Linked DNA regions of Homo sapiens: regions 2 and 3 are each linked to region 1. Evidence: chromatin loops called from intact Hi-C (ENCODE). Cell type or tissue: OCI-LY7. All regions are shown on one strand. Links, peaks and the distances in the headings refer to the core of each region. The heading gives the core; the rest is flanking DNA. Region 1 holds the start of BEND3 (BEN domain containing 3). Region 2 overlaps CRYBG1 (crystallin beta-gamma domain containing 1). Region 3 holds the start of CD24 (CD24 molecule).

Region 1 (10,258 bases), core at 3,203-8,202:
CTCCCTTCTCAGCCTCCTGAGTAGCTAGGACTACAGGCATGTGCCACCACACCTGACTAATTTTTTGATTTTTTTTTTTTTTTTTTGAGACAGAGTCTTGCTTTGTCGCCCAGGCTGGAGGGCAGTGGTGTGATCTTGGCTCACTGCAACTTCTGCCTCCTGGGTTCAAGAGATTCTCCTGCCTCAGCCTCCTAAGTAGCTGGGGTTACAGGTGACTACTACCCCACCTGGCTAATTTTTGTACTTTTGGTAGAGACAGGGTTTCACCATGTTGGCCAGGCTGGTCTTGAACTCCTGACCTCAGGTGATCCACCCACCTCGGCCTCCCAAAGTGCTGGGGTTACAGGCATAAGCCACTGCGCTCAGCCATTTTTTGATTTTTTTTGTAGAGACAGGGTCTCATTATGTTGACCAGGCTGCTCAAACTGCTGTGCTCAAGCAGTCCTCTTGCCTGGGACTCCCAAAGTATTGGGATTACAGGCTTCAACCACCACACTCCACAGCATACAGTAATTTTTTTAAAATTGGTCAATTGCTAGAGCAGTATGTGTCTCCTTTTTCATTTCTAATGAGCTCTGATTGGCTGGGAAGCCAGCCAACACTTGCTCCCTGCTTCCTGCCTGCCCCTGCAGCTGTGTGATCAGTTGGGGAAGGCCTAAGTACAGGCCCTTGGGCACCCCTCTGGGTGCTGGGGCCCTAGTGGCTACAGTGCCTCTAGCCAGCAGCGTGGGCTCAGAATGAGTTGCCGTTCAGATTGGCATTTGTTTTCTCAAGGGCTTGAAATTGAGAGTGGGACTGCAGCAGTTTTCACTCTCCCTCATGTTTCTTTTTGCAGAATCCTATTGTGCAAACCAGATATTCAACAAAAATCAGATCCTGATGGCTGTACTGGGTGCTTACAATCTCAAGCTGCTATAAATTATTAAATAGTTCTCCTACACATAAGGAAAATGTCCAGCACAAATTGTCTGTAACTTTTCATTTGAAACCTCATTTTTTTCATGTTGGGTCATGGTATATCACTTACCTGCTCCACATTCCAATAAAGATAGTTGTTGGCCGGGCGTGGTGGCTCACGTCTATAATTCTAGCACTTTGGGAGGCTGAGGCGGTCGGATCACAAGGTTAGGAGATCGAGACCATCCTGGCCAAGATGGTGAAACCCGGTCTGTACTAAAAATACAAAAATTAGCTGGGCGTGGTGGCACATGCCTGTAATTCCAGCTACTCAGGAGGCTGAGGCAGGAGAATCGCTTGAACCAGGGAGTCGGAGGTTGCAGTGAGCTGAGATCGCGCCACTGCACTCCAGCCTGGGCGACAGAGCGAGACTCCGTCTCAAAAAAAAAAAAAAAAAAAAGATAGTTGTTTATTTTTTCAGCACACAGGGGTTAACCATTGAGGCATGTCTTTCTGTAGGTCCTATTTAATATAGTACTACCTCTCACGCCCCTGTTTTTCACCCTCTTACTTTTCTGTTGTGAGTATTCACAGAATCTGGATCTGCCAGCTACTTCTGTTTGAAGTTGAAGACTTGGCGAAATTATACATCCAGCAGGCAAGAAATAAAGTGGAAATGTCTCACAAGTAACAGTGAAATCTGTTGCGTTGTTTTAAGTCTTTACTGAAAAAAAGTCCTACTAAATATTGTCTTGCCAACTATAAATATATTTTAGCAATGATAAAAGCCTTTAGAGTAACAGTTATCTGAAACCTAATGTCTGTCTGTCTGCCACTCTTAATTATATATATTTACATTTTATATCCCAATCTTCTTTTATATCCCATTTTATATAACGCAATTTTCCATTTGAGTTTTTACATTTAGTGTCTCAGTGTTTTATATGGTCAAGTAGCCAGTTTTCCCCCTGCTACATTTTACTCAGGTACAAATGAAAATGAGTTGACTAGATCGATGGCAGCAGCTCTAATTTGAAATCTTGAAAAATGCATTTTTTATTAAGCAATTTCAAATTGAGCAGACCTCTAAAAACCAGGTTGTTATTTTTCCGGGTCTTTACACACACATCCGTATGAACCATGAACTGTTACTGCACTTTCAAAACTATTATGTCTTGAAGTTTCCAAAATTATATACAACTATTCCAATACATTTTTCACCTTTATGCGTTATTTTCCTTCTCCATATAAAAAAGAAAACCACATAGAAAACCATTTGAAGGAAGGTGATTTCCTTTCTTGGATAGCAATGACTTCTATTTCTATTAATAACTTATTTGAAACAAGCCACTTACTTTGTTAAGTAGATAGATCCATTTATGCAAATATAAGATACATACTTTTACAATAATATTCAAGGTCCGTTTGAGTTTCCTGAAAGTTGTTTTGAAAAGTCAGCTATATCAGTTCAATTATTGTATTTGACAGAAATCTTTTGTTTCAAGCAATATGAACAGAGAAATGTTAATTTCTATCTCTATTGTCTTATTATTTAATTTCTCCTTAAAAACCTGAGTTGTCACTGTGAAAGATTGGTTAAATATATATCCCCTCACTACACACGTTTCATCTAGTCCTCTTTCCAAAAATTTAACAAGGTCGTTTTACATTCTTAAAGCACCACAGCAAAGTGATTTAAATGCAAAATGTGCTTAAGTGCTACTTAACTATTCCTAACTCTTCTACTGGGAAATCCTAGAAAACTGAACTAATGAAATGCAACTTCTACTTTAAAAATTCTAATTATAACTGTCACATTAAATTGAAGGTGAGAATAAAACTGGTGTATCTGTTAACTAAGTCAAGCGATGTACTGTGTCGTACGTGTTATTTAATGTGCAAGTGTAAAAGTCAAGTTCTCTGCAGAAATCGAAGTGCCTCCCCTCAGTCTTCTGCGAATGTATAAATTAACCATTCTCCCCCAAGCAGTCCTCCTCCCTTCCTCCCTCCGCCCTATTTTAAATGTAGATAGGGCGACCTAAGTCTTTTGAATTTGAAGGGCTGCTATCTCGGCCCCATTCTTTTCATCATCCTGTTTTCAATGACACTGAGCACGTATAGATTCTTCTATAAAAGCACCCCCTGGATGCAGGGCTTGGTTCTTCAGGCTGCTTGCTTAATTTTGCATAGCAATTAGTACTGACTTCACTAAACCAGTAATCCAAATACAGCTCGAGAATGTTCCACGTAGTTCCTCAAACTTAACCCTGTGCCTTTTGATTTCAAGCCCGAAGGGGGGGAACTTGCATAATTACTAAATTCCCAATTGGAGTGGTCTGAAGGAGGGTACGGTAAACCCAAACTATACGTTAATTCAAACCCTCGCCGCGACTGGGCAGCAAGGAGCCAACATATGCCTTCTTTTAAAAATCTATTCTACCTATTCACTGACCGCGCAGGGCCGTGCCACATGGTCCTCCCTTGCAGCCAGTCAGCTGTGAGCAGCAGATGGGATCATTTGCATTTTTCTTTTTATACTTTCTTTGATCGGCAAATTAAAGGATTTTTCTTAAATTTACATTCTCATTGTTTGCCTAAAATACAAACGTGGCTAAACTGTTGAATTGGGCTTCCCTGACTCTCACCCAGCACCTCCCCCTCCCCCTACCCAGCCACTGAGACTTGAGAAAATACCCGAGGGGTAGATTTCGTATTTATCAACTGGGAATCTACAGTCCAAGAGTTAGGAGTAGACAGAATCAGCCTTTATTGAGTTGGTGACTCGTGTTTTTCTATTTTAGGCGCTCGGCGCAGACAGCCCGTGGGTTTGTGTTTGTGGGGTGTGTGTCTGTGAGCGCGGGCGCTTCCGAAGCTCTCGCTCCGCAGCCTCACACCCCAGAACTTCGGGTTGCAAGAGCAGATTTTAGCTCTGAGGCTCACAACAGAGGGCGGCCACCGTGCAGGGGGAGTGGCCAGAGCCAGCTTTTCCCAGCGCCAGGGTCGCTCTCCCGGGTCCCGCCGGACTCCATGCCGCCCCGCGGGGCCGCAGGAGCCACCCGGGCCCTCGCGCCCCAAGGTCTTTGTGCCGGTGGCGGCGCGGGAAGACCGGCCCCGGGGGCCTGGGCTGCGGCCCAAAGGCCAAAAATGCGGGAGAGGCGTGGGCGCGAGGCGGGACAAGCTCCGCACAGTCGCCGTCCCGCAAGGGGCAAAAAAGTAGAAAAAGCCGTTTGGGGCCAAACTCTCGGGTCTGAGAAACCACGTTTCCGAGGACGAACTCGCGGTGGGAGGACACATGGGGTACAGGGGACATTGTTCGCGGCGCCTGCCCGGCGCGCCGTGGGTGCGCGGCCGCCGCCCCCGCCCCGGGCAGCCAGCGCGGGCCCACGTGGAGCCACTGCGCTGGCCGAGCGCGCCGGGCCGCCTGGGTCCCGGGAGTGCGCGCCCGAGCTCCCCGCCGCGGCCGTTCACGCCCGAGCGCCGCCGCCGCCGGTCCCGCGTGTGCCCCGCTGAGGGGGAGGGGCGGGCCGGGGGTGGGGGCGGAGGGGTTGTGGTTCCACTGCAGCGGGGGCTCCTGTGTCCTTGTGCGGAAATGACACACGGAGTCCCGTCACGTCACGCGAGAGCGCAGCGCACGGACACACACAAAGAGAGGGGAAAATACACGGCGCTCGCCCGCCCGCCGCCCCCAGCGCCTCCCCGGGCCGCCCTGGCCAGGCCCTCCGCGCGCGGCCCCCACTCCCCGGCCCCGCGCCCTCCCCCCCACGTGGCGCCCAAACTCGGCGCGGGCCCGCCCGGCAAAGTACAGAACTCGCGTCCCAGGTAAGTGCGGGGCGGATCAAGCCGGCCGCGCGGCGGCGGCAGCGTTGGCGGCTCCGGGGCGAGCGGCCGGTAGAGTGGCTGCAACATCCATGCCGGGGTGGGGGCGGGAGCAGGGGAGGGGACGCGGAGGGGGGCTGCTCCGAGCGCGCCCGCCGGTAGTAGCGCCCACCCCCGCGCGGGCCGAGCGACCGGAGCGGGCGCCGGGCGCCCACGGGCTCGCCGCGCCCATTGTGCTGCGCGCCCCTTTGTGCCCGCTCGGAACGCGGCGGCTCCATGGCGTTCTGGGGAGCACGCGCGCCGCGCGGGGGCGGGGGGTTCGCGCGGTGGAACCGTCCGCGCCGCCGCCGCCGCCCGCCCCACTCGCGCCGCGCGCCGGCCCCGCACCCCCGCCGGGCGCCGCGATGGAGCGGCCGGGGCGGCCGGAAGGCTCTGCCGTACTCGCGGCGGCTTGGCGCTCGCGCTCGGCGGGGCTTTGGCGGGGCACTGCTCGGCGTGTGGAAGGGGGTGTCGGAGCGGGAGCAGGGGGCGGGGACTGGAGGGAGATGCCGGGCGGCGAGCGGGAGGCCGGGGGAGCAGCCGCTCGGAGGAACGAAGCCTCCGGAGGCTGCAAATGGAGCGAGGCCGGCCCGCGGCGGCGGCGGCCGGGAGCGGAGAGGGATGGGCCCCGCCGCCAGGGGGCGCAGCGCTCCCTTCCCGGCCGTTCCACGGCGGTTCGCGGTTCCCGCTGCCCAGGAGCTGGAGGCGGGCCCGGCGCCTTGGGTGTGCACCCGGGCTGGCGCGAGGCCTGGCCGGCCGGCCGCAAAGCTGAAGCCTGGGGCGCTCGCCGCTCCTCGTGAGCGCTCCTTTCCTTCTCTATGATAAACGTGATTTCCCACGCATGCTTTGCCCTTGCCTCATCCGTGAGCTGTGCACCACCGATTTGGAGGCCCTTGTGTGCTTGTTTACCTACGTCTCCCTATGTAGCTATTTTAAACAAGGTGTTTTTACAGAGATAAAAGTTTTATTGATTGCTCAGGTGGTCTTTCTGGAAGAATTCTGCACGTAAACGCTAACTCGACAAGAGTGCCGGGAGGAACAAGGTTACTCACTAGAGTTGGAAATGTGCAGTTCATCTCCTTAAAGTAACTTTTGAATGGTTGAATACAAATAGTAAACATGCCACAGGGCAGCGTGGCATAGTGCCAGAAAGCTACGGTTGCAGGAAACTGAGGTAAGGAACTGAGTCCTTCAGGTAGCCAGGTATATAAACGGCTGGGATGGAGGACTTTCTCTTGTTACCCGCTCCCCACTTCCACCCTTGCAGTCCGTTTTTCTCTCTTTTTTTTTTAAACCATTCATCCCTAGATATTGGCTTTATACTACCATACAAGAGCCTGTCAAGCTTTCCTCGGTACTGGGACTTGGGCAAGATTTTTTATCTCCCTCACAGTTTCACATCCCCAGCCTCTAACCCGGTGTCTCATAACTTAGTAGGCGTTCAGTGCGTATTTCCTAAATGAATGGAGAGAGCCTCTTGGATTCTAGAGGAAAGATGGAGCCAGAGCGCCAGTTGCTGCTGCTGGGTTAGCTGGTGTCTGTGTGGCCCTTGAAATCTGTCACATCAACCTCCTGTCATGGAACATGAGTTTTTTTTTTGTTTTTTTTTTTTTTTTGAGACGGAGTCTCGCTCTGTCACCCGGGCTGGAGTGCAGTGGCTTGATCTCTGCTCACTGCAACGTCTGCCTCCCGGGTTCAAGCGATTTTCCTGCCTCAGCCTCACGGAGTAGCTGGGATTACAGTCCATGTGCCACCATGCCTTGCTAATGTTTGTATTTGTAGTAGAGACGGAGTTTCACCATGTTGCCCAGGCTGGTTTCCGGACCTCAGGTGATCTGCCTGCCTGGCCTCCCAAAGTGTTGGGATCACAGGCATGAGCCACCGTGCTTTTTTTTTTTAGACAGAGTCTCGCTCTATCACCAGGCTGTAGTGCAGTGGCGTGATCTCTTCTCGCTGCAACTTCCGCCTCCCAGGTTCAAGGGATTTTCCTGCCACAGCCTCCCGAGTAGCTGGGACTACAGGCGCGTGCCACCACTCCCGGCTAATTTTTTGTATTTTTAATAGAGACGGGCTTTCACCGTGTTAGCCAGGATGGTCTCAATCTCCTGACCTCATGATCCGCTCACCTTGGCCTCCCAAAATGTTGGGATTACAGGCGTGAGCCACCGCGCCCAGCCTTTCTTTTTTTTTTTTTTTTCTTGAGACAGAGTTTTGCTCTTGTTGCCCAGGCTGGATTGCAATGGTCTGATCTTGGCTCACCGCAACCTCTGCCTCCTGGGTTCAAGTGATTCTCCTGCCTCAGCCTCCCAAGTAACTGGGATTATAGGCGCGCGCCACCATGCCCGGCTAGTTTTGTATTTTTAGTAGAGAGGGGATTTCTGCATGTTGGTCAGGCTGGTCTCGAACTCCCGACCTCAGGTCATTCGCCAGCTTCGGCCTCCCAAAGTGCTGGGATTACAGACGTGTACCACCACGCCCAGCGTTTTTTTTTGTTGTTGTTGATACCAGAGATGCCATCTTCTTGCTGAAGAACTAATATAATGGGAAAGTTTTATGTGATTCCGCCTACCTTCTCCATGCCCAGCAAGACGATAGGCTGGTTAGGAACTGGCAGATGAGACAGTCAGCATCCCAACAATCTATTAACAGGTGCCATATTGACACATTTTCTTTACATCCTCTCCCTGTGGGTTCTTTCTTGGCTCCTAAGCACCCCTGTGTGAGCAGAAGCATAGCAGAATGTCCAATAATTACAAAGAGAAAAATTGGAGTGAGCCCTGACACAGGTTTGATTAGGTGAAAATGTAATATCCTATATTAATGTCTCACCTGCTACTTTTTAGCGCTGCCTAGAAAGTCCCTGGAAACAATGAGAAGGAAAACAGCATGTTTATATGAATTGTATTGACACCATGATGAAAAGTTTAAAGACCTCAAATTGTATAATGTAGAAGCATAGAGTATGAAGGTCGCTAGCCAACCAGCAAAAATGATTTGGTGTTTGTATATGGGAGGCTGGGATGTAGTGTTTTTTTCCTGGTGCTTAATTTTTTTTTTTTTTTTTTTTTTTTTGAAACGGAGTCTCACTCTGGTGCCCAGGCTGGAGTGCAGTGGCGCGATCTCGGCCCACTGCAACATCCATCTCCTGGGTTCAAGTGATTCTCCTGCCTCAGCCTCCCAAGTAACTGGGATTACAGGTGCGTGGCACCACACCCATCTAATTTTTGTATTTTTAGTAGAGATGGGGTTTCACCTTATTGGCCAGGTTGGTCTTGAACTCCTGACCTCAAGTGATCCACCGGCCTCAGCCTCCCAAAGTGTTAGGATTACAGGTGTAAGCCATCGCGCCTGGCCTGGTGCTTAATTTTGGTGTTAAGTGATAGGTTTTGGTTGCTAACCTAATTGTATTGTTCCCATCATTGGCTAAGGTAAGCTTGGGGAATTAATTGTAGAATTACTCTTTGGAATGGGAAACCTATTCTGTATCTTTTTAGGGGTGTTTATAGGGATGTGTATGTGTTATCTCTCTCTTTTTTTTTTTCTGAGATGCAGTCTCACTCTGTCACCCAGGCTAGAATGCAGTGGCACAATCTCGGCTCAGTGCATCCTACGCCTCCTGGGTTCAAGTGATTCTCCTGCCTCACCCTCCCGAGTAACTGGGATCACAGGCATGCACTACCATACCCGGCTAATTTTTGTATTTTTAGTAGAGACGGGGTTTCACCATGTTGGCCAGGCTGGTCTCAAACTCCTGACCTTAGGTGATCTGCCCACCTCGGCCTCCCGAAGTGCTGAGATTACAGGCGTGAGCCACCACGCCTAGCCTACATGTGTTATCTTTCATAGAATGATACACTCCTAGAGAGTCAATTTTACTCTGGGAATTTTTGAGACAGGGTCTTTCTCTTTCACCCAACCTGGAGTGCAGTGGCACAGTCTAGGCCCATTGCAACCACTGACTCCCGGGCTCAAGCGATCCTCCCACCTCAGCCTCTCAAGTAGCTGGGCCTACAAGTATGCGCCACCACACCTGGCTAATTTTTTATATTTTTAGTAGATACGGGGTTTCACCATGTTGGCCAGGCTGGTCTCGAACTCCTGAGCTCAAGTGATCTACTTGTGTCGGCCTCCCAAAGTGCTGGGATTGCAGGTGTGAGCCACTGCCTGACCGGGATAAATTTTTAAAATGAAACTTAAATGACTGGGTGCAGTGGCTCACACCTGTAGTCCCAGCATTTTGGGAGGCCGAGGTGGGTGGATCACCTGAAGCCAGGAGTTGCAGACCAGCCTGGCCAACATCGCGAAACCTCGTATCTACTAAAAATACAAAAATTAGCCAGGTATGGTGGTGGGTAATCCCAGCTACTCGGGAGGCTGAAGCGGGAGAATCGCTTGAACCTGGGAGGAGGAGGCTGCAGTGAGCCAAGATCGTGCCACACTGCACTCCAGCCTGGGTGACAGAGCAAGACTCTGTCTCAAAAAGAAAAAGAAAGTCACACACAAAAAAATGTGCTAAAAACTGATTTTTTTGGTGCTTTGTATCACCTTGCTCTGACAGTCTCTTTCCTTCTCCAAATTTGATAATGCTCTTCTTCTGCTTCTGATACGTCAGTATTTCTTGCAACATCATTGTTTCAACCCAGAGCTCTTGTGGTTTCTGGGATTAGCTGCCACAAGTTCCCCACACATGTCAAACTAAGAGCTCTCCATGCCAGTATCAGCCCTCAGAGTGTTAAACAGGAGAGGGGCTGTTTTAAGAGTGGCAGTGAATGCTTGGCATGTTAGTCTGTGAATTTTGTATGAAAACCACTTTTACAAACTATTGTTTTAGAGCTGAAGTTTTCTCAGCAGGTCACCTGATACCATGCTCTCCCTCCAGTTTTTGTAAGACAGAGTCTGGCTGTGTTGACCAGGTTGATCTTGAACTCCTAGGCTCAAGCAATGCTTCCGCCTGAGCCTCTTGAGTAGCTGGGACTATGGGTGCACACCACTGTGCCCAGCTTCCTTTTTTTTTTTTTTTTTTGAGTCAGGGTCTCACTCTGTCACCCAGGATGGAGTGCAGTGGCACGATCACAGCTCACTGCAGCTTCAACCTCCTGGGCTCAAACGATCCTCCCACTTCAGCCTCCCAGGTGGCTGGAACTACAGGCCTGTGCCACCATGCCTGGCTGATTTTTTTGAGACGGAGTTTTGCCCTTGTTGCCCAGGCTGGAGTGCAATGGCATGATCCCGGCTCACTGCAACCACCGCCTCCCAGGTTCAAGCAATTCTCCTGCCTCAGCCTCCTGAGTAGCTGGGATTTCAGGTGTCCGCCACTACGCCTGGCTAATTTTTGTATTTTTAGTAGAGACGCGGTTTCTCCATGTTTGCCAGGCTGGTCTCGAACTCCTGACTGCAAGTGATCCGTCCGCCTCAGCCTCCCAAAGTGCTGGGGCTACAGGCGTGAGCGACCGTGCCGGCAATTTTTTTGTATTTTTTATAGAGATGGGGATTCACTGTATTGCCC
Region 2 (10,055 bases), core at 1,866-6,865, 600 kb after region 1:
TGCTACCAAGAGTTACTACAATTAACCTACTTCAGACTGATTAAAAGGAAGGCTCCTATAATTCATGTTGTAATGCCTTCATTATGAGACAGGGGAAAATAATTTGGAGTCCAAAAAGCCATAGTTATATTATAAGAGGAAAATTCTCCTTATTCTACATATACCATTTTAAGAATTTCAACATTCAGCACTTGGTAGAGAACTTGAAGTAATAATTTTTCTAACAGCATAAAGGAACATGCTACTTCAGTGTCATTTTTCAGGAAATACGAAATAGTTTTTCTTACTCTTCAGTCTCAAATTGTTTTAAAGAATAATCTGATTAACATCTTGCGATACGGTCATAGGAAGAATTAAAGGGTCTGAAAAAACCATCAGTCACAAAGAAATGGGTCAAAGGACTAGAAATACTTATTAATTTTTAAGTCAATAATTTGCCAAATGACCATGTGCAAGGCACTGCGCAAAACAAATACATTGAATGTCTGGTAAAGAAAATTTTTAGGTATAAATTAATCAGAACTGGGAAAGACATATTTGGTTTAGTTCTATTACAGAGAACAGCAAACGAAGAATTTCATTATAAGATCATCTTTCCTGTTTGTTTAGCCTACTATTTCACAGTGTAACATTTCTGGTTTTTCTACTGGTGTCTTCTAATTGGAAGACAGGTGAACCATCCTTCATAAGGTACACAGCAATGTTTCTCTAAGGCTCACATTTAGGAGGCTTTAGCATTCAATCACACTGGTCTTCTATAAATAATAGGCATCATTCACCCAGCTCATTTCTCTGATGCTACCTACCATCACAGAATAAATCACTGACTATATCAAAGGTCTCCAGGTTGGCAGTTGGTGAGGTAGTCAAGTTATTCATTACGCATACTTCCCTCTCAGAGTTCTCAGAGTTCTCCCAATCAGAACTCTCCTCCTCTTAAGCTTACTTATCCAAGAAATCAAATAGAATGAAAGAAACCATTAGGTTCAAGAATTATAATGATAATGTTGTTAAAATACCCACTCCTTGAACAAATATGTGAATGGAGGAAAAACTTAAGCACTTAATCATTATTCACCTGTGCTAAGTGGGAGTGGTGAGGGAGCAGAAGTGTGAGAAGGGAGGGTCTTATCAGTTTCATAGAGTACCTTCCCTATCCTGTCCACCTATACAAATTGCATTTATCATCAAGGCACAAGGCCCAGCTCCCCCAAAGCACCAGCAGTGATTTCTTGCTCGCTAGCACTTCCCCAGGATTTACAGATGGTAACATTCGTTTGGCAGTTTCATCAGATATCATCTTGTATTGTTATTTGATTTGTGTGCTTTTTGTGTGCCAGATGGGGCTATAAAAATTTCAGGGCAATATCCTGAGTCACAGTTGTAGGGTTTTTTTCCCCCACAGTGACTAGCACAATATCTTGCACAGAAAGTATTAAATAAATTACTTGTGAAATGAATAAACTTAACAGCAAGTAGTCACAGTTGTTTTGTGCTTTCATGCAGCACAAGGAGGAAGAAGCAACCAAGATACATAAATTAGGGACTTTTTGAAAAAGGCTTAGGCCAATAATGCACTAAGTTCCATAAAATGTTTTGGAATTATCTTAAACTCACACCTGTCACAGCTGCTTTCATGTAGCAAATAATCTTCCAGTAAGAACACTGATCTTTATTTCAGTAACTGAAAACTACTTTTCAGCCTGGGTCCAAAAGTATCACCAGACTCCCTAACATTATAAAGGGGAAGAAGCAACCAAGATACTTGTATTAGGAACTTTTCTTGTGTGTTTTTAAGCTTTTTGCCAATAAATGCACTGAGTGCCATAAAAGGTTCTGCAAATTCTCTTAAAACTCACACATGTCAAAGCTACTGGATCGTATTTAACATGTTACTGTTTGCTCCATATTTTGAAATTCACAGCACATGCATTTTAAGAACATCCCACCTTGGAACACCCTTGTACATTTTGAATAAAGAATAGAATCAGCTCATGTCAGGCCATGAGGTCTTATCTCTCATCTACATAAACGTTGAGCTTCAACGGATATCCTATTTTTACATTCGTTAAACTTAAATCTTGTGTTAAAAAGGGAATTAACTGAGGAGGCTGCCACAGGTGTCATCTTAAATCTTGACTGTGTAAACTGGCCCTTCACTATCTTAAGTTCAGCATGGAGGGGAAAGTTCAGTGACCAGACGTTTCTTCCACAATGCAGATACCCCGAGCCTCTCAGAGCGGACCCCCAGCACGTGTGCGGACAGCAACTCGGCCGGGACTTGCGCGGCTACTTACAGGGTCACTTTAGTGGTCACTGTCGACCTGCCCACGCCGAAATGGTTCCTGGGCTTCAAGCCGTCGGCGTCAGAAGCTCCAGGCGCTCCGGCCGCTCTGCCCAGCTCTCTGCTTCGACCTCCCTCTGCCCGGCCGTTGAAGTGGTTGGGGAGCGGGCCCCTCTTGTGCTCGGGCTTGATCTCCGGCAGCAGCGAGCTGCTCTTGACCGGGAGCTCGCGGGGGATGGCCCGCGCCGCCTCCTCCCCGCTCTCGGCCGCAGTGCCCTTGGTGACTGGGCTGGGATCGGGCACCCTCTTGGGTGGGGACTCCTTGGCGGGAGCCCGGGGGCCGCTGGCGGGCGGGGCGGGCACGGCCTCGAGGGCACGGCTCCTGCCCTTCCTCTTCGTGGGGGACGAAGCCGGGGGTGGCTGTTTGCTCCGGTCCGACTCCCCTCGGAGCTGCCCTTTGGTACCGGGGCTGGGCTTGGACTCTGGGCTCGCAGCGGAGGCAACGCCCCCGTCGAGGGCTGCCCGCGGAGATTTCACTTTCTTTTCCGCCGAGGCGTTATCGCTGGCCGCGTTTGGCGCCACCTCGTCGTCGAACACCGCGTCGTCCCTGGCAGCGCTCTCAGGGAGCTCGGCGTCCGCGCCGGGGGAGTCGGTGGATTTCTGCGACCCCCTCCGCCTCCCCGACCTACGGCCGCTGGACCTCTTCTCCATGTCGTCCCAGTCACCGCAATCTTCCGCTCTGGGAGTAATCACGACCGGCTCGTCCACTTGTGCCCCCTCAGTCTTACTCAAGTAGATGTCCAAAGTTAGCACCTTAGCAGGGTGGGCGTGACCCTTGGGGCGGGCTGTGCAGTCTGCCTGCGCGGAGCTGGCCGTGTGCGCTGCGCCCTCGGCCGGAGGCTCACCTGGCAAATCAGACGCGCCCTTGGGGGGCTGGCTGCGGGCGTTGCGGGGCCCCAGGGAGCCTTCTTCGGCACACACACTGGGGGCTCCGTTAGGGGCCTCGCCTAGTCCTCCCGCGGGCCGCTCCTGGGTGGGCGACCCTGGCGCACCCCTCACACCCAGGAAAGCCTCCTGTTCGTGGCCAGCACCTGGTGAAGCGTCCTCCCCCGGACTGCGGGCGGGCGTCTCTGCGTTCTCTTGCCTGGAGGAATTTCCCGGCGAGGAATGCAGCTGCTTGGCAGTGGTGGTGGCATCTGGGAAAGGCTCTCCCTCTGCCTCCAGAGGTTCTAATTGGGGTGAATCATTTTCATGGCACTGCTGCACAGCCACAGCCGCTGCACTGCTGCTCCAGCGAGGTGACAGCTCGGCGTCAGGGGGGGCTGCGGGGCCACCGCTCTCGGGGAGCTCGCCCTCTGCCTCTCGGGGATTCTCCCGCGGGGAGCCCTCCTCGCTTGTGTCCGTTTGCTTCAGTTGGCTGCTCTGAGATCTGCTCCTCTCACTCTCTCTCTCTGGGAGCTTAGGAGAGGCTACCACATCTTTGGGAGAGAGTGGTTTGGCATTTGATCTGGTGGGACTCTCTAACCCGTTTCTACTGTTTCTTCTCCTTCCTGCAGTGAATAGAGTGCCAAGTTTCCCCAAAACTGGCTTCCTTCTGTTGTCTTCTGGAGGTTGTGCTCTGGACTGAAAAATAAAAGGGATGAGGAGGGAACATATGAGAATCTGGTGTTTTTCCCCTTAGACGTACATTACAGAACCACCAGCCAAAATGATAACAGACCAGAGTTTCTAATTGAAAATGATAAAGTTATGTTTATGTTACATTCATTCCAACAAAATAAACTCTGGTTTTACTTTTGAATTTTGCTTAAACACCTTAAGTTTCTGGCAGTAGTCAGAATAGCATTTTCTTTGAATTATAATTCTTGTTTTTTAAAGGAAAATTTGAACGGTCCAAATAATCACATATACAAAATAAATAGTTCCTTGCCCTCTCTAGGTTTTTTACCTTCTTCCTCAATAAAGATGCAATTTATAAACAGCCGTGCATGTGACCATGGGGCAGCAGTAAACACACTAAAGTATCCTAAGGCGGACTTTTTCCCGAAACACCGCCCATTCTTTTTGTAGGAGGGAAGGAGGACGAAGAAAAAAAACCAGTCCTAGCAGCCTTCTCCTCCAGAACAGTAAGAAGCCACCTGGGTTCAACATCTAGTACTTGCAACATGAAAACCTTAAGCAAGCTCGGAGGAAGCAAGCACCTGGGCCCCGCCTTAGCCGGAGCTCCAATGGGAGGAGCGCGCGAGCGTTCAAACACCCGAGTGATCCCGCGGCTGCAGAGCGCATCGGAAAGGCTTTTGCCTGTGGGAGTTCCTACCATGTGAACACGGAGGAGTGCGTGGGGGTAGCGGGCGAGGTTGCAGGGGTGACCGCCTTTGCTCACCGCCCCCTAGAGCCGAGGAGGTGTGGCTGAAGGATGCGCTTGGGACTCTGCCTACTCCGCCCCGGGACCCGTTCCTCGCCACACGTGTGGTTCCGGGGTCGCACGGCTGGAGCCCCAGGGGCCGGCCCACCTATGCGAGGGTGCCGGGCCGCCTGCGAATGATCCGCAGCGCTCCCAGGAAGGGGGAAAACCTGGGCTTCTTATATCTCCTGGAGCAAAACGGCTAGCATCCAGTGCCCGCGCCAGAAGGCGGGAGGGAGCGCAGAACAAACCAATAAAAGCAAACCCGCCAATGGGCGCGGTGGCGCTCCGGGGTTTGCCAGAGTGGGGACTGGGTAGGTGCGGGGCATAGAGGTGGGCAGGAAGAGGAGGAGGCGAGCCTGGGAAAGCGGGGGAGCAGGGGCGGCGAGCCCAGCCTGGCTCCTAGGAGAGGGAAGTGTATTTGCGTAAGGACTCCTCTGAAACCAGGCCAAACGTGCGGCTACTGTATTTCTTAAGAATCAACTTTTAAACATTCAAAACCTAGGTGCTAGCTTGAGTCCTGGCGACGCAGGAAAGAGCCCCACCTTTCCTGGAAAAGGAACATTCAGGACAGTACCGACTACGGGGAGGTTCCCCAATCACCCTTTGAAGCTCCATTGCGTTTGAGTTACATGCAGCAAATGGACTTTGGCGATGGGAAATAGGAAAGATAACGCATGAAATTAACAGGTCAACAAGCATTTGTTGAGACAGTCCTGGTACTGTAACATAGTGTCACCCCGCTACAGCCCAGTAAGGTCATGCTGTTACCACACAGATGAGGAAAGGAAGCTCAGCCAGCCTATAAAGAGACACAAAATTGGGGTGGGGGGGAGAGGCGGTCAGAGCAGTAAAGTCAGAATTCAAATCCAAGTCGCCTCCTGCCCACCCCATGCTCCTTCCATTCAGCCACAGGGGCCCCTTTCAGAGGCCGCGGAGGTTCTGCCGCCACCCGAGAACCACAGTCGGCCCAGAGGAACAGACTACGGGTCACCCACCCCCCAGAGTCAGCTCCCGGGGAAGTGCGCATGAATCAGATTTGCTCTCAAGGTTCTAAGACTCTCCTGGTCTTAGAAGCGCCTGGTGGGCGCTTTGGGACTAGACAGCTGCTGCTGCTGCGATGAACCAATGGTGCAGCCGCTCGGAGCTCTTGTACCCGACGTCATACGATTTTAAAATCTAACCAGATTTTGATTAATCCGATTCTTCAATGGTTATATAAATAATATAGGAAGAATTCGAAGTATGATTTAAGGGAAAAAATTAAAATATTGTAACTTCCTAAGGAAACATTTGGATTATTTTACAAGTCAAAGGTATGACATGATTTTTAAATCATAATACATGTTTACTGAGCTATCCTTATGGGTCAGGCCCTTGTGATTCACACACTTTCATTTTATCTTCCCAACAGCTAGGTAGGTAGTCTTTTTTTAGTGCCCGTTTGTCCAAGGTCCCACCACAGGTAAAGTCTGACTCTGACATAGAGCTCTGTGTCTCTGCTGTCTGGACAGGCCTTCAAACGTATCTTGAAGTAGTAGCCAGGGAAAATAGGTTTGAGTCTTGGCTTAATTCCATTCCCTGTCAAAATAAACCAACTAAGTATATGTATTACTCTGTCCTGCCAATGATGTTGCAATCTGCTTTTCCCATGCAGCAGACGCTTGATCAGCAAGCAGTCCTCTCTATGCTTAGTATAGGCATTAAAACAATTTTTTTTTTTTTTTTTTTGGCTATTAGATGCTTTTTACAAAACTGGTTGCTTGCTCTTCAACTTGGCTCAACTACTTGACTCCTCCCCCCCTCAGAGGGGCAGCCTGTTTATCACCAGCCAGACTGCTGAATTTCCTAAAAATACATGAATGTTCATAGTGGCTTCATTCATTCATAATAGCTAAAAACTGGAAACAGCTCAAAGTCACCGGACATGGCTTGTGAACAGATAAACAAATTGTGGTACATCTACACAGCAGAGTATTATTCAGCAATAAAAAAGGAACAGACTTCTGAAACATGTAAGGATATGGATGCTAAATGCTTTTGCAGACTCCAAATGTTACATACTGTATGGTTACATTTATATGACATTCTAGACAGTGCAAATCTAATCTATAATGATAGAAAGTAGGTCGGTGGTTGCCTGAGGGTGGGGTCAGTGGGTGGTAAGTGGTGGTGGTGCAACAGGGAAGAGGCACAAAGGAACGTTGAGGGTTAAAGTTCTATATCTTGATTGTGGTGATGGTTACACATGAGTACTTATCTTTCAAAACTCATCAAACTGTACATTTAAGATGGGTATATATAAATGAAGTTAAGATACAATCTCTTTAAAACAGAGTTTTCCCCCTGGGAAATAAAGAATAGAAATGCACTGTGTGGCACAATCCATCTGTCTTGGGTGCACATTTCACAGGGTCTCACTGTATTGACCAGCCTGGTGTGCAGTGGCACGATCACAGCTCACTGCAGCCTCAACCTCCTAGGCTCAAGTGATCCTTCCACCTCAGCTTCCCAAGTAGCTGAGACTATAGGCATGTGCCACCATGCCCAGCTAATTTTTAACTTTTTTGTAGAGAGTTTCACCATGTTGCCCAGGCTGGTATCAAAGTCTTGGGCTTAAGTGATCCTTCTGCCTCAGCCTTCCAAAGCGCTGGGATGATAGATGTGAGCCACCGTACCCAGCCACGTTATGCAGTTCTTAATGAGGGATCTCGTGTCATTTCAAATGATAGACTCGTTGACAGGGGAATGCAGTCTTCTCCCACGGGACCAGGTCCCTGTGGATATCCAAGATCATATCTCCAAACAGGATCATCTGAGCAGGGCTCAGAATGCCCCATACCTCCTGAGTAAAGTCCTCAGTCACATCTTTGAGGAACACCCCTTCCTAAATGCGATACGTATTTCTTTTCAACCAGGAATTGTTTCTTTCCATTGTTCAGGGGGAAACTAAGGCAAATGGAGACAAAAAACTAGCTGGCCTGGGAGTTGTCAGAGAGGGACCTTCTTAGGTTTGAGCCTTTGGGTCTGGGGTCTTAAACCTAGGATGGGAAGCCACAGACCCACCACCTTTCCAGGCTTGATGATAATTTGCTAGGAAGGGGAGTGTTTTGCAAAGAGGCCATGAGTGACCATCAAGTTTCTTCATGCTTCCTCAGATTCCTCTGCCCCTGACTTTCCCACAGGCCTGGGCAGGGTCCTGAGGGTTCCCAGGCTGGGTGTTCTCAGAGCACATGCAATCCTGGGTCCTCCTTTGTATTTACCTTTTTACTGTGTATTTTCTGCCCACCTTACTTAAGGCAGCCTGCACACCTTACAGTGCAGAACCTGCACTTGGCACCCTTCCATCATCCATGTCCAACTGGGACGGAGCAGTCCACAACAGGACTATTGTAGAGGTGGCACATGGGTTGTGTGCTACGACCTGCTTTAGAGTGTTCTTGTTGGCTAATATGAAATGTGGCTCATTAGGGGCACATGTAACCATCCACGAGATCATATTCCAGCAGCGTGTAGAGGCCCAGGCAGCACTAGCTGCAGTGCTGTTAGGTGATTCTCAACCTTCGTGGTGTGGCAGCGCCTACTATATATACTACTATATATTCCTACTATTACCACTTAGTAAATGTTACCTTGTAACATTTGCTACCCATTAGTTAAGGAGATAATGTAAATGGTAGAGTTTTTTTGAAACTGTTCTGGTTCTGAAGCTGGCCGAATCATGAATTTTTCTTTTTTTCCTTGCTTAAATAAATTCTGCTAAATTTGACTATCTAAGGGTTTTTCCTTTTTATAGTAACTATGGGAACAAAACTAAGTTTTTAAATTTTAATACAATTATGGGTCATTGACATTTGTTTTATGTTTATAATCTGTTTATATCTTTAAGAAATCTAGACTGGGTGCAGTGGCTCACACCTGTAATCCCAGCATTTTGGGAGGCCGAGGTGGGTGGATCACCTGAGGTCAGGAGTTCGAGACCAGCCTGGCCAATGTGGTGAAACCCCGTCTCTACTAAAAATACAAAAATTAGCTGGGCATGGTGGTGGTTGCTTGTAATCCCAGCTACTCAGGAGGCTGAAGCAGAAGAATTGCTTCAATCCAGGAGGCGGAGGTTGCAGTGAACTGAGATCACATCATTGTACTCCAGCCTGGCTGACGAGCGAAACTCCATCTCAAAAAAAAAAAAAAAAAAAAAAAAAGTGACAAGAAATCTAATAACATTTTGAGTAAAGTGATGTTTCTTATAAAAAATAAATAAATAAGTTTTCCTATGTTTCCCACCTTTTCATTCCCCAGTGAATGTAAGCTCCTTGAGAACAGGAAAAATGTTCTGTTGCCTTTCCAACAGCTAGCATGGGGGACTGACAGCTAGAGGTGGACATAAAGTATTTGCTGCTACTAAAGAATTAGTAACATCCCTCCTGCCTTTCAAAAAAGGAGTTGTCAATGCTCTTGGAGACAACTAGAAACATTGTTCTAAACAAATCAGAATGAAAATCTTATCTGCCTAAAACTTAGTGTGGTCAAGACTTGGCAGCTTTATTCTGCCAGAGTGAGGATTCCACGTGTTGATGGAGCTACCGGTGCACAGGTTTACTGCAGCCTCTCAGCCCAAATCTGACTCAGGAAAGTGGAACAAAATCTTGTTACATGTACTCACCTGTGCATCCTTCTAAAATGTGGTCATCAATGTACAAAAGTAACTTTTTTTTTTAAACACGTGTGATTCCCTAAGAGCTCTCACTTTGTTGATTTCTGAAAGATACCTTAGCTTTTCAATTCAGCCACATGGGAATGAGTCAACTGGATATTACTGTAAATGATAGGATTGGCCATGTTACTTGTTCACAACATATGCATATGTGTGTTTGTGCTAGTGAGCAACTTTTTTTCCTGAGCAGTTTTTTTGTAAAAAAAAAAAAATAGCATGAGTTGTGTGGCTTAAAAATATAGGAATTTGAGCTACTTTACACTTCAACTTTAAAAGTTAAAATAGGGGTTAGAAAATTCTGTTCAATAGAAGCAAGAAAGACTTTAGACTCGTGACAGCTAACTAAAGAACGAAGATGGGGAATGGGGAAGGGGGAGAAAAAGGAGAAACACACACAGAAAAACAAGGCCAGGCATGGTGGTTCACGCCTGTAATCCCAGCACTTTGGGGAGCTGAGGCCAGCGGATCACTTAAGGTCAGGAGTTCAAGACCAGACTGGCCAAGATGGTGAAACTTGTCCTACTAAGAAATACAAAAATTGGGCCGGGTGCGGTGGCTCATGCCTGTAATTCCAGCACTTTGGGAAGCCAAGGTGGGCAGATCCTGAGGTCAAGAGATCGAGACCATCCTGGCTAACATGATGAAACCCCGTC
Region 3 (9,772 bases), core at 2,504-7,503, 130 kb after region 1:
GAAAACATGTAATGACCAATAAAAATACAGTAAAACCTGGCAAAAACTTTTTCCTAAGATAATGCAAATTCAGTTTGGCTACCATCCTCACCAGATCCCCTTCGCTAATGGGGTGCACTAAAGAAAGCTCTTATCTTCTAGGATGTGGGGAATGCAGAAAGAGGACAAGGCGAGTCGGGGAAAACAGAAATCCCTTCTAGAAAGCAAGGAAGCAAGGAGTTCTGCCCCAGGGTTCTCCTAGCTCCAAGAGATTACAAGCCTTGCCACTGCGGTCCTGGAGGTCCTGTCAACCCCGAACCCAGAATCACCTCCACTGATAGGTGGTGGAGATAAATGCCACCAGGGGCCTCAAACTGGAGCCAGGACCTGGTTGGATCTGGACATTGCAGAAATTCTGGCTGACCACCTGCATAAGCCAACCCAGATATTTCGTTAACTTTGTAGGAATGTGACCATGAATTTTGTGATTAATTTTTTAAATGTTTTCTATTATGTAAAAAAAAAAAAGCAAGATAGAAAACTTTATGGGCCTGCCTTGGTGGCTCATGTCTGTAAGCTCAGTACTTTGGGGGGCCAAGGCAGGCAGATCGCTCAGATCGCTTGAGCTCAGGAGTTCAAGACCAGCCTGAGCAACACGGTGAAACCCTGTCTCTACAAACAAACCAACAAACAAAAAAAATTAGCTGGGTGCGGTAGTGTGCACCTGTAGTCCCAGCTACCTGGGGGGCTGAGGCAGGAGGATAGCTTGAACCCAGGAGGCTGAGGCTGCGGTGAGCTGAGATCACACCACTGCACTTCAGCCTGGGTGACAAAGTGAGACCCTGTCTCAAAAAAATAAAATAAAATAATAAATAAATAAGAAAACTTCACGTACATTTGCTCCTACTTCAGCAAAACAAATAAACAAGCAAACTCTCTTTCTCTACATATATGTGAAAAGAATATATTTTAAAATGTTATTAGTGATTGCCTCTGATTAGTGGGCTATGGGTAATTTTATTTTTTAAAAATTTATCCTTATTTATTTATTTATTTCACTCGAGATGGGGGTCTTGCTATGTTGCCCAGGCTGGTCTTGAACCCCTGGGCTTAAAAAATCCTCCCACCTTGGCATCCCAAAGTGTTAGAATTACAGGCATAAGCTACCACCCCCGACCTGGCTATGGGTAATTTTAATATTTTTATTTTAATATTTTTATTATGCTTTTCTGCATTTTCCAAAAAAAATTTTTTTTTCTTTTTCTGTCGAGACAGGGTCTCTCTCTGTCACCCAGGCTGGAGTCCAAGCAAGCTGGAGTGCTGTGGCACAATCATGGCTCACTGCAGCCTCGACATCCTGTGCTCAAGTGATCCTCCTGCCTCAGCCTCCCAACTACAGGCATGTGGGACCAACCCAGCTATTTTTAAAATTTTTTCGTAGAGATAGGGCCTCCTTATGTTGCCCAGGCTGGTCTTGAACTCCCAGGCTCAAGAAGTCCTCCTGCCTTGGCCCCACAAAGTGCTGGGATTACAGGTGCAAGCCACCACACCCAGCCCAAATTTTTCTATACTGCACGTGTATTACTTTTATAATATGAACAAGAAAAAATATACAAAAGAACATTGAAGGCTGGGCATGGTGGCTTACGCCTGTAATCCCAGCACTTTAGGAGGCAGAGGCAGGTCGATCACCTGAGGTCAGGAGTTCGAGACCAGCCTGGCCAACATGGCGAAACCCTGTCTCTACTAAAAATACAAAAAAATTAGTCGGGTGTGGTGGCAGGTGCCTGTAGTCCCAGCTACTTGGGAGGCTGAGGCAGGAGAATTGCTTGAACCTGGGAGGCAGAGGTTGCAGTGAGCTGAGATGGTGCCATTGCACTCCAGCCTGGGAGGCAGAGGTTGCAGTGAGCTGAGATGGTGCCATTGCACTCCAGCCTGGGAGGCAGAGGTTGCAGTGAGCTGAGATGGTGCCATTGCACTCCAGCCTGGGAGGCAGAGGTTGCAGTGAGCTGAGATGGTGCCATTGCACTCCAGCCTGGGAGGCAGAGGTTGCAGTGAGCTGAGATGGTGCCATTGCACTCCAGCCTGGGAGACAGAGCGAGACACCTCAAACAACAACAACAACAACAACAAAGAATATTGAGAGAAAGTTTTTTCTTTTTTAAAAGTGGAGACAGGGTCTTGCTATATTCCCAAGGCTGGTCTCAAACTCCTGGCTTCCAGTGCTCCTCCTTGCCTTGGCCTCCCAAAGCGCTGGGATTAGAGGCGTGAGTCACCATGCCTGGCCAAGTTGTTTCTTTTTTAACTCTGAGATCTACATACAAATATATGGTTCACAACAGAGAAGTCCTTATTCAACCGAGCTAATTAAATTCATATGTTCTCCTTTTATTGGCTGACTATTACAGAATACTTTTTCCTCAGAGTGACATCTTAAAACTATATTGAATAAGATGTCAGCCAGCATCTGCTTTAGATATTATTGAGTGGAATCTTGGAAAAAGTATGTTAACAGATTTAGAAAGGATTTCACGAAGTCTGAAAATGTGATCCCTGTTTCAAGTTCAATGTAACATTTCATTAAGTATACCATTGTGAGGCTGGGCGCGGTGGCTCACGCCTGTAATCCCAGCACTTTGGGAGGCCGAGGCGGGCAGATCATGAGGTCAGGCGTTCGAGACCATCCTGGCTAACACGGTGAAACCTCGTCTCTACTAAAAATACAAAAAAAATTAGCCAGGTGTGATGGTGGCACACGCCTGTAGTCCCAGCTACTCGGTAGGCTGAGGCAGGAGAATTGCTTGAACCTGGGAGGCGGAGGTTGCAGTGACCTGAGATCGCACCCCGCACTCCAACCTGGATGACAGAGCGAGACTCCATCTCAAAAAAAAAAAAAAAAGTATATGGGTATAAAATATACATATACTTTTCCACTCTTCCAATTTCATTATTTCCCAGCAAAGAATCATTCAGGATCTGCCTGCAAATGGCAAATGATGTAGCACTTTTGTGGTCTGAAGACTCTTTTCTAGGAGGTAGAAGTGGGATTTCGCTTCTGCTAGAACTTAATTACCCCAATTAGGCCTGGACTCTGCCTCCTGCACAGGGGTGGAAGGGGGCTCTTAGAAAGGTCCTACTTATGGGATGAGCCCACCCAGCTCAGGCCATTCTCTGAGGCAAACTCTGCCCACCGGAGGCTTTCCTCCCCCATAGCCTTTATAACTTGAGGCTCCGGAAGGAAGAACAAAATGTGGAAACTGATGCGATGCCAAGCGATTTCTCATGATTTTTTCTGCAGCTGGGTTCTTCATTTTTCTTCACTTTTACTGAAACATTTTTTGTGTGTGCCATCTGGACTGAGAGAATTTGGTCTCACAGTTGTCATAGATGGATGAATTGAGGCAAAATCAAATTTCTGCTTGAGAACTTGCCAGTGATGGGAGGAGGGCTCCTGATGAGGAGGAGGGTGATTCTGAGGCCTTGGGGGCTGGAGAGAGTTCCTTTGCACATATTTGCTTTGTGGGAGTTGGGTAGGTAAAGGCCACAGAGTATATTGACTTATTAACTTATTTAAATTACTTTATTTGTGAATGAGTGATGGTACAAGCTAACGTGATGAAAAATGCATCTCATTCTCGTGTGCCCTGGCCACCCAGTTTCTCTTCTCAGTGGCCAAGACAATTTCTTGTGTATCTCTTTGGAAATACTTTCTCTGTCAGGTTTTTGTTTTTTATTCTTAAAATTTATTATTTATTTATTTTTTGAGACAGGGTCTCGTTCTTTGCCCAGGCCAGAGTGCAGTGGTACCACCTTAGCTCATTGCAGCCTCAAACTCCTGGGCTCAAGTAATCCTTCTGCCTCAGCCGCCCAAAGTGCTGGGATTACAAGTGTGAGCCACCCCCGGCCAGTTTTGGTTTTTTAAACACAAAGTACCATGCTGTACACACAGTTATGTATCTTGCTTTTTTCACTTAAGAATTTATCTTGGATTTTCCCCTGTAGGATAGATTATGTTCCTTTACTCTTTTTAATGACTTCATAATATTTCATGATATGACAGTGCTGCAACAAATCCCTGAACATACATTATTCTGCATTTGTAGAAATTTATCTGTAGGTTAAATTCTTTTTTTTTTTTTGTCACCCAGGCTGGAGTGCAGTGGCATGATCTCGGTCCACTGCAACCTCTGCCTCCTGGGTTCAAGCAATTCTCCTGTCTCAGCCTCCCAAGTAGCTGGGATTACAGGCATGTGCCACCATGCCTGGCTAATTTTTGTATTTTTAGTAGAGACAACGTTTCACCATGTTGGCCAGGCTGGTCTCAAACTCCTGACCTCAGGCGATCTGCCCGCCTCGGCCTCCCAAAGTGCTAGGATTACAGGCATGAGCCACTGCGCTCGGCCAGGTTAAATTCTTAAAATAAGGAGAATGTGCATTTTTAATACTGAGAGATGTCAAATTCCTTTCCATAATCCCATCAGCATCGACGAGAAAGACTTTTCTTGCATCCTTGCCAATACAAGGGAGACACCAAATTTAAATTCTGGCAAAAGAGATTAAGAGTTGCTTCTTTCTTTTATTTCAAACACCACAGGATGCTTAGAGGTAAGCATCCTATTATTCAATTTGCATCTGAAAACAGTCACAATTCTTTCTCTTTACATTTGTTTTCTGGTCTCAATGAGGGTTAAGAGAATTTGAGTGACTCTACAGGGGGAAAAAGGAAGTAACAGTCAAAGAAAATCATCGTGGTTTATTAGCTTTATAAGGATTCCAAAATGCAGGGCTTTTTACATTCAGCACGAGTTGTTTTTGTTTTCCTGACAGTGAGCGCGTAAGGTCCCAGTGGCCAGCAGGGGGCAGCACGTCCACACAGAGAGTCCGGCTGGGACGCCACCAGCTGATTGAACATGCTGCAGCTACTGGACCTAGGACCTCATCAGTCAGAAATGCAAACTCACTTTGGTACCTTCACTGCCTTCTCATGATTGGCAGTGAAGAACAAAGCTCCACTGAAAGACCCGGATAAATGGAAATATTCCATTTATGCCAACCAAGTGCAGGGTGGCACAGAATTAAGAGGGAAAAGAGGGCCGGGCGCGGTGGCTCACACCCAAATCCCAGCATTTTGGGAGGCCAAGGCGGGCAGATCACAAGGTGAGGAGTTCCAGACCAGCCTGACCAACATGGTGAAACCCCGTCTCTACTAAAAATACAAAAATTAGCCGGGCGTAGTGGCGCGCGCCTGTAGTCCCAGCTACTCAGGAGGCTGAGGCAGGAGAATCACTTGAACCTGGAAGGCGAAGGTTGCAATGAGCCGAGATCACGCCACTGCACTACAGCCTGGGCGACAGAGTGAGACTCCATCTCAAAAAAAAAGAGTATTATGAACACAACTAAGAATTGCATCATGTTGTAGAACAGAATTTATATTAAATATTTGATTATTCCAGCCACTATTTGTGCTATAAAGCACAGATGGAACACCTTTATTGGATTCACATTATATTTCATACCTATTTTGCCAAAAGTGCTAAAAATGTCAAATAATTAACCCCTGTGTCTTCTGTTCCTCTAGAAACAGGATTTACTATTTTATCTTAAAAAGCAAATTAACCTGTTTCCTTAATATTAGTCCATTCAACCAGCAAGGACTGATTGCATGCCAGGTGCAGTGGATATTGGGTAGGCAAGACATAGTCTCTCGGGAGGCTAAGACAGGAGAATGGCTTGAACCAGGGAAGTGAAGGTTGCAATGAGCCACTGCACTCCGTCCTGAGTGACGGAGTGAGGCCCTGTCTACAAAAAAAAAAAAAAAAAAAGAGAAAGTGGTGGTGCAGGATTCAAATCCATATTTGACCCCAGAATCCACTATGTGCTATGCCAGTCTGGTCTCAGGTCTGCCCTTAGAAATTGTAGGCATTTTCCGGGCACGGTGGCTCATGCATGCAATCCCAGCACTTTGGGAGACTGAGGCGGGCGGATCACCTGAGGCCAGGAGTTCGAGACCAGCCTGGTCAACATGGTGAAACCCTGTCTCTACTAAAAAAATATAAAAATTAGCCAGGCATGGTGGCAGGCACCTGTAATCCCAGCTACTTGGGAGGCTGAGGCAGGAGAATCGCTTGAACCTGGGAGGCAGAGGTTGCAGTGAGCCGAGATCGTGCCATTGCACTCCAGCCTGGGAAACAAGAGCAAGACTTCGTCTCCAAAAAAAAAAAAAAAAGAAAAGAAATTGTAAGCATTGCTCCTCCCTCAGTATTCTCAGAAGAGAACCAGCATCAAATGAGGGAGTTTTTCATACTATCTCATGAAAGCTATGAAAACTGAAAGTTATAACTTTCCACACATACATCAATTTATGCAATCAATCTGTTTCAAAATCATTCTATACCACACTTTCTCTATAAAATGGAAATTGGCCATGTGTCTCAACAAAAAGTTCAGGATAACTGGTAAGAGTCTCAATTTGTTAGTGGCGTGAGTTATTATTGGCTAAGGTTTTTTTTTTTTTTTTTGAGACAGAGTCTTGCTCTGTCATCCAGGCTGGAGTGCAGTGGCACGATCTTGGGTCACTGCAACCTCCGCCTTCTGGGTTCAAGCGATTCTCCTGCCTCAGCCTCCCGAGTAGCTGGGACTACAGGCGTGTGCCACCATGCCCAGGTAATTTTTTGTATTTTTAGTAGAGACGGGGTTTCATCATGTTAGCCAGGATGGTCTCGATCTCCTGACCATGTGATCTGCCTGCCTCGGCCTCCCAAAGTGCTGGGATTATAGGCGTGAGCCACTGCACCCAGCCGTGGCTCAGGTTTTATTAGCAAACAAACTATGAAAAACCAGGAGAAGTGGATAAAGAATAGGAAGAAAGAATCACAAGCCAAAAGAACTGCAAAGGAAAAATCAGGCAGTTTTCTTGAGTTTCTAGCTGTACAGGAAAAGGGTAGGGTGGAGACCTGTAAAGAGAAGTATCTTACCTGTGTTGGGCCTCCAGTTGTCAAAGTCCTGGGCAACACCCCCGGTAGGATGCCCAGGGGGAACTCCTGGGCAGAGGTGAAGGGCTTTGCTACGTGAATTATCCAGTCTCATTAGCTGGTGATGAAATGGTTCACAAAGCACAGATTCTGAGTGCCTTGCCAGTTTTGGGAATTATTTGGAGACTGATATTCTTTCACGTATCACACAGTGGCAGAGAAGGTAATTACCTTCTGGTTGCTGGCACCTTCAGTGGAAGAGCAAATATTAAGTGAGAGCTACTACTCTGAGGCAGGCAGTATTCTAACACTTATATATACAATAACTCTTTAATAACTAATTAGTAATGATGTTATTATCTCCATTTTATAGATGAAGGAACTGAGGCTTTTTGTCTCCAGCAAAATTAGCAGAGCCACGGTTTGAACTCTGGCAGTCTGTCTTTAGAGGCTGTCTTATCCTAGGAATACCACCAGTTAGTTCAACAAGCAGCTTGTGGAGGACATAGTATGTTCCTTGCCTTGGAACCCGGCACTCCTGAGTCACAAACAGTCCATTTTTTTCACCCGGAAAAGGAATGGAGAAGCTGGGCCAGACTATTTCTTTTTTCTTTTTTTTTTGAGACAGAGTTTTGCTCTTGTTGCCCAGGCTGGAATGCAATGGCCTGATCTCTGCTCACTGCAACCTCCACCTCTCAGGTTCAAGCTATTCTCCTGCCTCAGCCTCCCAAGTAGCTGGGATTACAGGTATGAGCAACCATGCATGGCTAATTTTGGATTTTTAGTAGAGACTAAATTTTAGTAGAGACTAGATTTTAGGTTTCACCATGTTGGTCAGGTTGGTCTGGAACTCCTGACCTCAGGTGATCAGCCCTCCTCAGCCTCCTAAAGTGCTGGGATTATAGGTGTGAGCCACCACGCCCGGCCAAAGTATTTCTATATAATGTGGTACACTGTTAAACAGGAAAGTCCACTGGTGCTCGACAGAAATTCTTGTGTTCCCAAGCACATCTTAAACGTGCTTGGAAAGTTACTGAGCTAAAGTGACTGACCTTGAAGGCACAAACCAATTCAGTCACTATTCAGTCAACAAACCTACTGCAGATTTCATTGTCACTTTGCTTCCCTGAAACTTACTTTGTTTTAATGAGACTGCCACGCAAAAGTGAAATTTAGACAAATTTAGAATCTTACTACTCTGTGGTTTACTTTAAAGACCGAAAAATGCTTGGGCTAAACCTTAAATAAAAGTATTAAGTCTTGCAATTAAAAATTGAACCAAAAATACTAACGAGAGTGTTCTGCAAAACTGAAATTTAAACAAATTTACAACCATACTAGGTTTGGTCTCTGCTGTTTGCTTTAAAGACTGAAAAACACTTGGGCTAAACCTTCAATAAAAAGATTAAGTCTTGCAATTAAAATTTAAACTCAAAATACTCCACCAGTAAAATTACTTCAACTTTTGTTGTATGCTTGAAAGTTTTCACAATAAGATGGATAGGAAAAAAGTATTCCACCAAAATCTAAAGAGTGATGACGAATCTCCTCTTTGTGCCGGTTCATTAAATTGCCTAATGGCAACTACGGATAAGTAAATGCCTTTATCTCGAACGGTTCTGCTCTTTAAACGAATGACGGGCAACAGAGACCGAAAAAGTGTATCCCCAGGAATTCGAGAGGGACGGTGAATTGTAGTGGGACCGCCAGGAGGGGAGGTTCCTGCCCCCGAGTAGAACCTGGGAGCAGAGCCGCTCGGGGAGGGCGGTGGGGGCTTCAGGGCCGCGGAGGGGGTCCCCTCAGGGTGGGCCGTCTCCTCCTCGCCCGCCGCAGGCAGGAGCGCGGGGGACCGAAACCCTGTAGTTTGCAGCGTCAGGCAGCGGGTCTGCGCCCAGCGAGCGGCTCCCCAGCTCCTGGGAAGATGCGGACCCGGGACGCCCCCGTGAGCTCACTGCGCCTGGCTGACACGAGGCGCTCACAGAACAAAGCAAGGGCTTCGGGGAGGGCGCGGCCGCGGGGCCGAGCGCGCAGATCGCTCCGGACCCGGACACCGCCTGCGAGGAGCGCCGACCAGCCGGGAAGGGTTCGCGCTAGGCGGCGCCCGGGTCCCGTCGGCCAGGGTGAGCGTCCGGCCCGCGTCCGCGCCACGCCCGCCGCGTTCCCCTTTCCTCTGCGGCGGGCCGAGAGATAACCCTGCCCGAGGGGTCCCGGCGCCCGCCCCCCACGCGGTCGCACTGGAATTCGCAGCCCCTCTCGGGTCCCCGGGGCGCATTTTGCAGTCTGAGTGGCAATGCACTTGCTCCAGGACAGGCGGCTACCCCGCCGCAGCGGAGGCGCGGACTTTTCTTTTGGGGGGTAAGATGGCAGGTCCCGGGAAACAAAGGAAACTTGGGCCCGGCCCCCAGCGCGGCGTGTGTGGCTCGCGTGTGTGCCCCGGGTCCTGTGCCGGAGGCGCTGGGCGCCTGTGCCAGCCTGCCCGCAGCCCGCAGCCGGCGCGGGGATACCAGCCGGGTACCAGCAGCCGGCGGCGCCCGCCCACCTGCAGCGGCGCCCGCCCGGGGGGCTCCCGGCCCGCGAGGGCCGGAGCGGCGGTGGCAGTGGCGGCGGCGGCGGGGGCGCTGGGGAACCCGGAGCGGGGCGGGGAAGGCGGGGAGGCGGCGGGCGGCGGCGGAGGGGAGCCGGGGTGGGCGGGCGGCGCCACGTCACGGCTATTGTGGCTTTCCTGGTATATAAGGTCTCGCCGGCTCGCCGCGCTCCCCACCTTGCCTGCGCCCGCCCGGAGCCAGCGGTTCTCCAAGCACCCAGCATCCTGCTAGACGCGC

What was found. Hi-C counts contacts between places; a loop is a spot of excess contacts. Peaks named below come from ENCODE experiments on the same cell type or tissue, not always from the same donor. Only the 100,000 strongest peaks of a DNase experiment are listed, where the experiment ranks them.
Region 2: a loop joins it to region 1, with 7 times the contacts of the local background. A loop is called at or near these places in 3 of 110 quality-filtered maps.
Region 3: it touches region 1 in a loop (3-fold over the local background); 2 of 110 quality-filtered maps call a loop at or near these places.

What each region holds. Positions count from the first base shown.
Region 1 is chr6:107,109,548-107,119,805 of GRCh38, reverse strand. It overlaps BEND3 (BEN domain containing 3), which reads left to right and starts at 4,291. Exons shown (of 4, transcript NM_001367314.1): 1 at 4,291-4,716. RefSeq lists enhancers at 2,276-3,041, 3,042-3,805 and silencers at 4,398-4,447, 4,488-4,537, 4,668-5,577. In OCI-LY7, for the core only: CTCF peaks have their summits at 5,204 and 5,406 (motif pointing right); DNase peaks (open chromatin) are centred at 3,445, 4,285, 4,755, 5,385 and 2 weaker places; H3K4me3 peaks cover 3,397 bases; H3K27ac peaks cover 3,515 bases.
Region 2 is chr6:106,505,282-106,515,336 of GRCh38, reverse strand. It overlaps CRYBG1 (crystallin beta-gamma domain containing 1), which reads right to left. Exons shown (of 22, transcript NM_001371242.2): 3 at 2,298-3,907. Among named protein-coding and RNA genes, the nearest start is that of RTN4IP1, 120 kb to the left of the region's middle. RefSeq lists a silencer at 2,513-2,782 and enhancers at 2,903-3,062, 3,073-3,142, 3,194-4,152, 5,075-5,134, 4,880-5,485 and 1 more. In OCI-LY7, for the core only: CTCF peaks have their summits at 2,871, 4,479, 4,679 (motif pointing left) and 5,862; DNase peaks (open chromatin) are centred at 2,856, 3,136, 4,606, 5,766 and 4 weaker places; H3K4me3 peaks cover 4,310 bases; H3K27ac peaks cover 4,423 bases.
Region 3 is chr6:106,974,667-106,984,438 of GRCh38, reverse strand. CD24 (CD24 molecule) reads left to right here and starts at 9,710. Exons shown (of 2, transcript NM_001359084.1): 1 at 9,710-9,772. RefSeq lists silencers at 8,949-9,168, 9,209-9,358. In OCI-LY7, for the core only: CTCF peaks have their summits at 4,635 and 4,838 (motif pointing right); a DNase peak (open chromatin) is centred at 4,858.